3 separate regions of the Homo sapiens genome follow, and all the other regions are linked to region 1. The links are chromatin contacts, found by Hi-C or POLR2A ChIA-PET in ENCODE. All regions are on one chromosome and are shown on one strand. Each heading gives the region's core, a stretch centred on a gene start or an enhancer-like site at or near the end of the contact. The rest is flanking DNA. Distances are from core to core; before and after follow the strand shown. Region 1 overlaps ZNF608 (zinc finger protein 608). Region 2 overlaps LINC01170 (long intergenic non-protein coding RNA 1170). Region 3 overlaps LINC01170 (long intergenic non-protein coding RNA 1170).

Region 1 (2,700 bases), core at 143-2,642:
AATTTGTCTTTGAATACCTTGGTCCTGGCTGAGCCTCCTGATACCCTGCAGATGCAGTCCACCCATCATCCACTCAACAGCCTTTCATCCAGGCAAGGATAATGACCATGTTGGCATTCTCCCCACCTCCTGCTCACTGTCTTTTTCCTATTTTTTTTTAATGAGATGGGCTCTCAGTATGTTGCCCAGGGTGGTCTTGAACTCCTGGCCTCAAGCAATCCTCCCCCGTCAGCCTCCCAAAATGCTGGGATTACAGTGTGACCCACCACACCCAGCCTCTATGTCTTCTTTACTCTCCAGCCTAGACAAGTTTCTTCAACCGTTCTTCATGTCACATTTTTAATTCCCCTAAAAGAAACCTTGAAGATGCCTTAGTCCAAATCCCTAGGGAAAGTTAAAGTTCCTAATGAATTAGAAGCAAATGGAGACAAATGCAAAGGTTCTCACTTCTGTGAATCCTTGCCCTAGACACACGCATACCAGGCACACTGCCAAAAGACAGCCATTCTCTCCTGGATCCCCACAGCACTGCATACACAGTTCTTGCCCTGATGGAAACGTACGAGCCATGTTTCCCTCCCCTTTCTGAGCTCACAACTAGACTCCTTCTCAGCCTCCCTATCAGTCCGATGCAGCCATGTGACTGAGTCCTACAGAAAGCAAGTGAGAGAACTGATGAATGTGGGCCACTTCCAGGCCTGGCCCATAAGAACCTCTCATCCCTTTCTGTCTGGCTGCAATGGAAATGGCTATTGTGATCTCGAAGTCCTCAGGATAAAGGTGGCAGAGTCTCCTTCATCTGGGACCCTGAATGACAAGGAGAACTTCCCAGGTCTGAACTTAAGGCTATTTGTCCTACCGTAATACATGGCCCCCATAATATTTTACTCTGCTTGTATACACAGTATGCCTAACTCTTCCAACTAGATGACACTCCTTGAAAATAGGAGCAGTGTCTGCACCCACAACCCCTGGCGGCACAGTGGCTACCTAATAGTGAGAATTCATTAAACACCTAGGAACTAACTACACGAGGACTGACGAGAGAGAGAGTCTAGACTGAATCCTACTCAGTGACTTCCTTTTATTACTACCATACTTTTTCAATAAGCATAATCTCCCACTAGTTTTATAGATGATAGACATTCTCTGTGGAGAGGCTTTGCTCCCAAGATGTTATAAATGTGGTTTATGAATTATTATTTCTGGTATTTGTGAAGCTGTTTCCTCAAGAACGGGGCAAATGCCTGATTTCCCAGTGGATTGACATAATTCTGTTTGTATTGAGTTTAAAGACTGCTTCAGAGTCTTTAAAGTGCCTCATCCCCGGGACAGAAGTCTTTGCCAAGCATCGCAAATGCTGAGTTTGGAATCAGACAGAAGTTTTTTTGAACTCTCTCAGACTACCACATCTGGATGCATTTGATGTGCATCCAGGCAGAAAACAGAAACCTCATTCGAATAACACCAAATGGTAACCCATTCATGCCATATGCCTTTAAAAAAGAAAGTTTACACATTTCTTTCCTTTTATATATTTTTTTCTAGTGAAACATTGGTGACAAAATGTCACAATATGCTGATTTCATGAGTACAGGATAAAATTCATATATTTCAGATATCATATTACCCTCCATTTTTACACAACGTGACTATTGTGCAAGGTATGATTTATCACCATTTCTTTGTTCAGGACTCCCTCCCCCCATTATTATGTTGTCGTCACTCTGTGGTATTCAATACTGGTACTTTGTAAAGGCTGAATCTTGTATAGCACAAGCTTCGCTGTTCCAGCCTCGGAGCTTATAACCTTCAGACAGATCCTTCTTCAAATATAATTATTTGGGAAAATTTAAAATGTACAACTAAGGTTGCTCATAAAATACCTGCCAGCCAAAAATCAGAGGGACTTTCCCATTACCTGTGCCAAGTATATATAGAGCACTAGGACAGGAAAAGTAAGTGTTGTCACATGACCATAAAATGCAGTATGTTTTTTTTTTAAAGAGCCCTACCGCTGGGCTGAATGTTTGAAGAGTCACTTTAAACACATCCTGTAATCAAACCATCTGGAACACAGTGCTGCGATTAGTCACCCTGAACATAGGGCTTTATCTGAACAAATAGTGTATGGCAATGGAGCTTGGGAGATAGGGCAGTACTAACAAAAGGAAGTGTAATGAAACACTTTATGCCCTAGTGTGCCGCCACCCCAGTCATAAACCCCAGAGACACACTGCTCTGGTGTTAATGTACTACTTTATGAAAGCACAGTGAGCTTAAAGATTAAAGGACTGAAGGGCTAAAAATTGCTGGTTTGGATAGATCTTCTCTGTCAGCGGCTGGAATATGTTGGCATCACTCTATCTGCGTTAATTATAACCTCTCAGATGACAGTTGAGCATTCCTATTAGGGTTTGGTGTTATTTTCAGGGCATTAGGAACAGGGTTTGTTTATGGGAGGGTAGTTACGATTCTTGGTTTGCCAGAGGTTAATCTGAACACAGACTTGTTTTTGGTTCATCTAAACCCAATCCACATACAACGACAACAAAAAATGAAACCTTAAGCAATAACAAAAGCAATGGAAAAATGCTGTTCTACTCTGCATTTTAAAACATGATAATCTTTCTTACTTGACTGTACTTATCTCTTTCAAAAGTACATTTGGTCATTGGTATACAATCTATGGAAATCCTT
Region 2 (2,700 bases), core at 33-2,532, 310 kb before region 1:
GAACTGTGCGAAGTGACTGGTCCAGAAAGTATCCATGAAAATTAACATCCTCCCCCAGAGAGAAAAAGACATGTTAGGAAGCAAGATTAACAAACCTTTGTGTCGTTCAAAAATTAATCAACACACAGTTTAAACTCACATCAAAATAAAAAAATTTTTAAGCACCTTTCCTAGAAACTCAGGCCAGAGGATAGGGAAGAGATTTTTCTTTCATTTTCTTTCTCTGAAATCAGTCATTTGAAATCAGATGACTGATTTCAGAACAACTACTGAGTGTTGAACAATAAGACATTCAAAGACCAAAACTAGAGAGTCATTTTTTTCAGCACAACACCCTCGGGTAGCTGTTCGCTGTCTCTGGCAGACAAAATTATTTTCCAGTGGCTCCTGGAGGACCATCTATAAACAAATTAGAAATTTCAAAGGGTTTGTTTTCTGCCTTCTGGCTGCCAGTAGGAGCCATTCCCTTTGTGTCCTTCATATGAAAAAGTAATTTAACAAAGAAAAAAAGAGAGAGAGCTCCTTGGCTCAAAACAGACAAGCAAGTACACCTCCTTCCCCGCCCTTCTGTGTTTCCCCTCTGTCCATTGTCACGTTTGGTCAGTTTTCTGTCAAAACAACTTTTATTGTACGCAGCTTTCAGTCCTGCAGAGCTCCAGGAGCTTGGGAGACAAGCCATTTTCCTACAGCAATTTCATCAATAAGAAAAAAATGGAAAATGAGTACTGATTTATGGCTGATTCTTCATAACAAATAGCAGCAGCCAGTAAACGCCCACCCAGCTATGTAGGAAGGAAAAGTTAAGTGCGTCCATCCCCACCCAGTTCAGATGCAGACCCAAGCAAGTACAGCCTCAAAACAAAAGAGAGCTTTCTAAGCATTTCACAACAGCTTGTCAAGTAATGCACAAGGACATATTTCAAAGGAAAGAAAAAAATCAATTCTGCCGCATACTAACTCAGAGCTGGAGTGAGGCTTAATATCTACTAAAAAAAAAAAACCGTTATTCCCCAAAATATCCACCAGTATATAGGTATAAGAAATGTGTTATGCTCCACATGAGGACATTAGCACAATTGCTCCCAGGTTCCTGATAAGGAAACTGAGACCTGAACAGTAGGGAGAATATGTCTATAGTGCCATGGCAAACTGTCTTGAAGACAGGACCAGCAGGCCAGGGGCACTGCTCTCTGTGTTATGTGCTCTAAAGTCAACATATGGAGAATAAGAGGCTTTCCTGAGTTTTTGGCATGAAAAGTCCATTTTCTCATTATTATCTTAGTTTTCATTCTCTGGGATTGATTTGGGGCTTGGCTGGCAGTCAAGAGCTGAAGAACAGGAGGTTCACAAACACAGCTATTTCTAGTATGCTGATACTCTCTACTAATCATGGTTTAAGTGGCATGCCAAATCTAGACTTTGCTTTCTTGGGCCCCATTCAGAGGTTTGCACTTTGAGGTGAAAAGGTCTTAAAAGCCTTCCTAGCACACTGCATTTCATTTAAGGACATTCTTGGCTCGGGAAATCCAATTTGAAGCTATTGGTAGTATGCCAATAAAAAAAAATTACTATGTGGCCTTAATTCAGTTCTGGACATTTTTTAGAAACATAGTTTGGCATGCCTTTATTTTCTAATTCTATGTCTGTAAAATCTCTGGATTCTGTGGGTAGATTTCTAGCAGCAATTCCAGGCTTGGGGTCAAGAAAAGAATGAAAAAATGACCTTTAGGAGTAAAGGCTTCAAGAGTCAGAGCCCACGTCCAGCGTGCACTGTGTGCATGCATGTGTGTATGCGTGTGCCTGTTGCTGCGGGAGGCGGAGGTGAGCATGGGGTAGAGCGCTAGTGAACGAAGTGCTGTAGCACAGAAATGTGATGCTCCAGTTTGGCTAAGGTTCAAATACAACTTCACTCTAGAGCCCTGATTAAGCAAATGTTTAGAACAATATTCAAGTCATAAGCATCAAAAAAAAAACAATCATTTTCCCACTGCCCAGTTGAAATACTTTAACTCACCCTCAAACATGTGCCCTCCATACATGCTCCCAAATGCATGTCTAGGAGCCAGCTAAGAAACAAATATTTAAAATTAACTTACTTTTTGAAATAGCATTCACAGAAAATGTATTCCTCATCTGTTTCCCATGAATGAGATGAATCCATCCTTTTCTGCATGTGTTAAAGTAAAGCATAATCTTGAAAGTAGAGAAAAGGAATCAGTTTTCAATGAAAGTATTTATAGTACTTGGGCTGAAATAATTGACCTAGGTTCAAATGACTAATAGAGAACAGACAAATATTTCTTCCCTTCCCCCAATAACGTAAAAGAATACAGTATTATGGTGAAGACAAGATTTAATAAGCCCAAACACATGTATTCTAAGGAAGATGAAATGTAAGTCACAGAGGGAGTCTTGGTAGTATATTCAATACCATACAGCCATTTTACAAATTGTTTATTTCCTTTACCAGATGGACCCTTTTAAATTTCCTCTCTGTGTACCTTAGTCCTAATGGAAAACCCACCTGAATTGCTTCAACGTCTGCACAGCCCTTTCTGGGACCCTGGCTGGCGCAGCGCATGCAGAGTTAACGCCAACCTTGAGCAGCTCTCTCTGCCCTGAGTAAGGTTATTAAACAGGAACATTTGACTCACAATTTGTTCTCCTCATGTTAAGTAGATTGCAATAACTCAGCTGTCC
Region 3 (2,700 bases), core at 20-2,519, 490 kb before region 1:
AAATGTGCAACTTCTACCCATACCATCTCCCTTCTCTTGGACCATGTGCCCAGCCTTGGACTAATCTTTGTTTCCAGGCAGGTAGGGTACAAGTAAGTCATCTGCCCACCCTTAGAGCAGCACTATTGTGAACTAGATAAGAACAGAAGTCTGGAGACACAATACCCAGGTTTGGATCTCACTTTCACCACTTAACTAGCTGCGTGACATTAGGCAAATCATTTAGCCAAACTGTGCCAAACGGATTAAACTGAGTTTATACATGTAAGGCATTAAGACTAGCACCTGACACCTAATAACCACCGTGCTGACAACTATGATGAAGAGCAGAATGATGGTAGTGGGGATAAGGAGGAAGAAGATGCAGAAAAGGAGAAATCAGGGACTGGTAGCCCCACCAGAAGTACATGGACTAAAGGAAGGACGATCTTGAAAGGAACTCGGGTTCATGGCAGAAAACAAGAACAATGAAAACTAGCAATAACTAGCAGATATTTGTTTGTAGCCCCTACACCAACCTGTTATGCCCTGCTTTGTTCCCTAATAGAAGTCCACGTAGTTTGGGTGCTAGAAATATAAAACCTGGAATGTGATAAGTAAATCTCTGTGGATATCCTTGGTGTTATAAATGTGCTGCTTCTCTGCTTTTAAAAATAAAGCATTTGGGCCAGGCATGGTGGCTCACACCTGTAATCCCAGCATTTTGGGAGGCCAAGGCGAGCGGATCACATGAGGCCAGGAAATGGAGACTAGCCTGGCCAACATGGTGAAATTTTGTAAAAATACAAAAATTAGCCACGAGTGGTGGCATGAGCCTGTAATCCCAGCTACTTGGGAGACTGAGCCAAGATCGCACCGCTGCACTCCAGCCTGGGTGACAGAGTGAGACTCTGTCTCTAAAAAATAAAATAAAATAAGTAAAATAAAATAAAGCAAAACAAAATAAAATAACATCTTGACCTAGTAAAGGCATTGTTTAGGACTTCTCCAAATAACTTCCCATTTGTAATGCTCATCAATTTGTACATGACTAAAGGAATGATACGCATGATTGTGTTGCAGGATGGAAAAAACCTACCTCAGACATATCTTTTTAAAAAAAATAATGTCAATCCCCCCAAACTTCTTTCCTACAGGAAATGAACTGCACGTCAGCTGTGCAGGCAGGGAGAAAGGAGGTGGAAGAGGCAAGGGAGCAAGAAAGGAAGGAGGGAAGCAAAATAAACCCACTCCTGTGTAGAGCGTTGGAAATGTGGCACTAACAAAGACTTCCTGTTCCACATAGAATCAGCGCTGGCAGAGGCGGCATGCAGGGCTGTGGGTGTACTCAGCTGTGCAGAGCTGATTATAGAAGATGAAAGGGCTTGGCAATTTATTTCATCTCACACTGAAGCACTGCTGACAACTGAAAGTGAGGACAGAAGGATTCATTTGTTCAACTTCTGTTTTAAAAAACAGACTTCAAATGATACCACAGAGAAAAAGGAGGAAACGCTGCAGTGTAATAAAATGTCTATTTTTAAAAAACACACTAGCTGCAGCATTTTTATTTCATAGGTGGGTTTGAAGGCAAAGGGGTTGGCTTTTTTGTGGTTGTTATCAATTCCAGGGAATGTGACATGCACGCAGGATCAATTACTAATCAAATAGACCACGTTCACCTAATCTGACCAAAGCTCTCGTGTACATTCATCCTTGAGTCCAAAGATGAGTCACAGTGAGGAAAACCTAACCCTGCAGTGTTTAAATACTTCCTATGCAGGATCTTTATACTAAAACTGAATAAATGTATGATATATGATGGAGAATCTATTTTAAATTTTATAATCCTGGTCATCTTAATTTTTAGTTCACAAATTCAGATTTTCTTCATTTATCTATATGATTGCGTTTGCTTGAATTTTTGGAAGAAAATGTTATATTTCCTTTTAAATAAAATGTGTTATGACTTCTCATCAGCATATTTAATGTTTGAGAATGAGGAATATTTTTCAGTTCAAAGACTCATATAAATTATTGTGAAATCTAATCTACCTAGCAAAGTGGTCTTATCCCAAAAGATTTATAGAGATGGGTAATATCCCATACTGGTAGCACATTAGTTATTTATGATTAATATACAAATACAAATGTTAATGAAAAAGATTTTTAAAAAATTCTTCCTATAATCATTAAAATTAAACTATCAGTAACATGAGCATATTAGCCTTAAGCAATTTCTTAAGCAATTCAGGTAAATGATTGATTCCTTTCTTTGTAATTTATATCAGAAATTTAGTCATATTTACTATTTTAAATATAGGTTTTCTTTGGAGGAACACACCAGAGCAATAGAAATGGAAAAGATTACAGCTAAAATACATTCTCTAGCTCCCCTAGGCCTCTAGAAACCATTAAATTTAAGAGTTCATTTTCTAGCAATATATTTGGAGCACCTGCTGTGTGTCAGGCACTGTTTTAGGTACTAGGAATAACAGCATTTACCAGGAGCTTCTGTTACCAAGCTCACTGTGTGAGGCTGGCAGGTTTACCCTGTCTCACTCCAGGAACAACATCCACATAGACAACAATGTGAGGGGTCTGCCTGGAGTTGGGCAATGCACAGCCCTGCTTATGGTCTAACAGAAAATGTAGAAGTAAACTAACAGGAAATCAGATAAGAGTAAGAATTCAATGTAGAAAATAAAAACCCACAGGTAG

What was found. Hi-C counts contacts between places; a loop is a spot of excess contacts on that map. ChIA-PET counts read pairs that join two places held with the same protein, here RNA polymerase II (POLR2A). Pooled maps may share reads with other maps.
Region 2: a map of heart right ventricle shows a loop between it and region 1 (4-fold over the local background). The contact joins two enhancer-like sites. A Hi-C loop is called at or near these places in 2 of 168 maps with a recorded cell type or tissue (heart right ventricle and right cardiac atrium) and 5 of 50 pooled maps. POLR2A ChIA-PET finds 5 or more read pairs at or near these places in 1 of 52 experiments (OCI-LY7).
Region 3: a map of OCI-LY7 shows a loop between it and region 1 (3-fold over the local background). The contact joins two enhancer-like sites. A Hi-C loop is called at or near these places in 1 of 168 maps with a recorded cell type or tissue (OCI-LY7), 2 of 37 single-sample maps with no recorded cell type and 4 of 50 pooled maps.

What each region holds. Positions count from the first base shown.
Region 1 is chr5:124,654,044-124,656,743 of GRCh38, forward strand. The region is part of intron 3 of ZNF608 (zinc finger protein 608); the gene reads right to left. Among named protein-coding and RNA genes, the nearest start is that of ZNF608, 91 kb to the right of the region's middle. Within about 2 kb of position 1,393, at least 19 of the 41 ENCODE cell types and tissues checked have a DNase peak (open chromatin) inside an H3K27ac peak, as active enhancers do; they include OCI-LY7, where a contact is called at or near this core.
Region 2 is chr5:124,340,934-124,343,633 of GRCh38, forward strand. The region is part of intron 4 of LINC01170 (long intergenic non-protein coding RNA 1170); the gene reads right to left. Among named protein-coding and RNA genes, the nearest start is that of LINC01170, 96 kb to the right of the region's middle. Within about 2 kb of position 1,283, at least 7 of the 41 ENCODE cell types and tissues checked have a DNase peak (open chromatin) inside an H3K27ac peak, as active enhancers do.
Region 3 is chr5:124,161,667-124,164,366 of GRCh38, forward strand. All of the region lies in intron 4 of LINC01170 (long intergenic non-protein coding RNA 1170), which reads right to left. Among named protein-coding and RNA genes, the nearest start is that of LINC01170, 280 kb to the right of the region's middle. Within about 2 kb of position 1,270, at least 5 of the 41 ENCODE cell types and tissues checked have a DNase peak (open chromatin) inside an H3K27ac peak, as active enhancers do; they include OCI-LY7, where a contact is called at or near this core.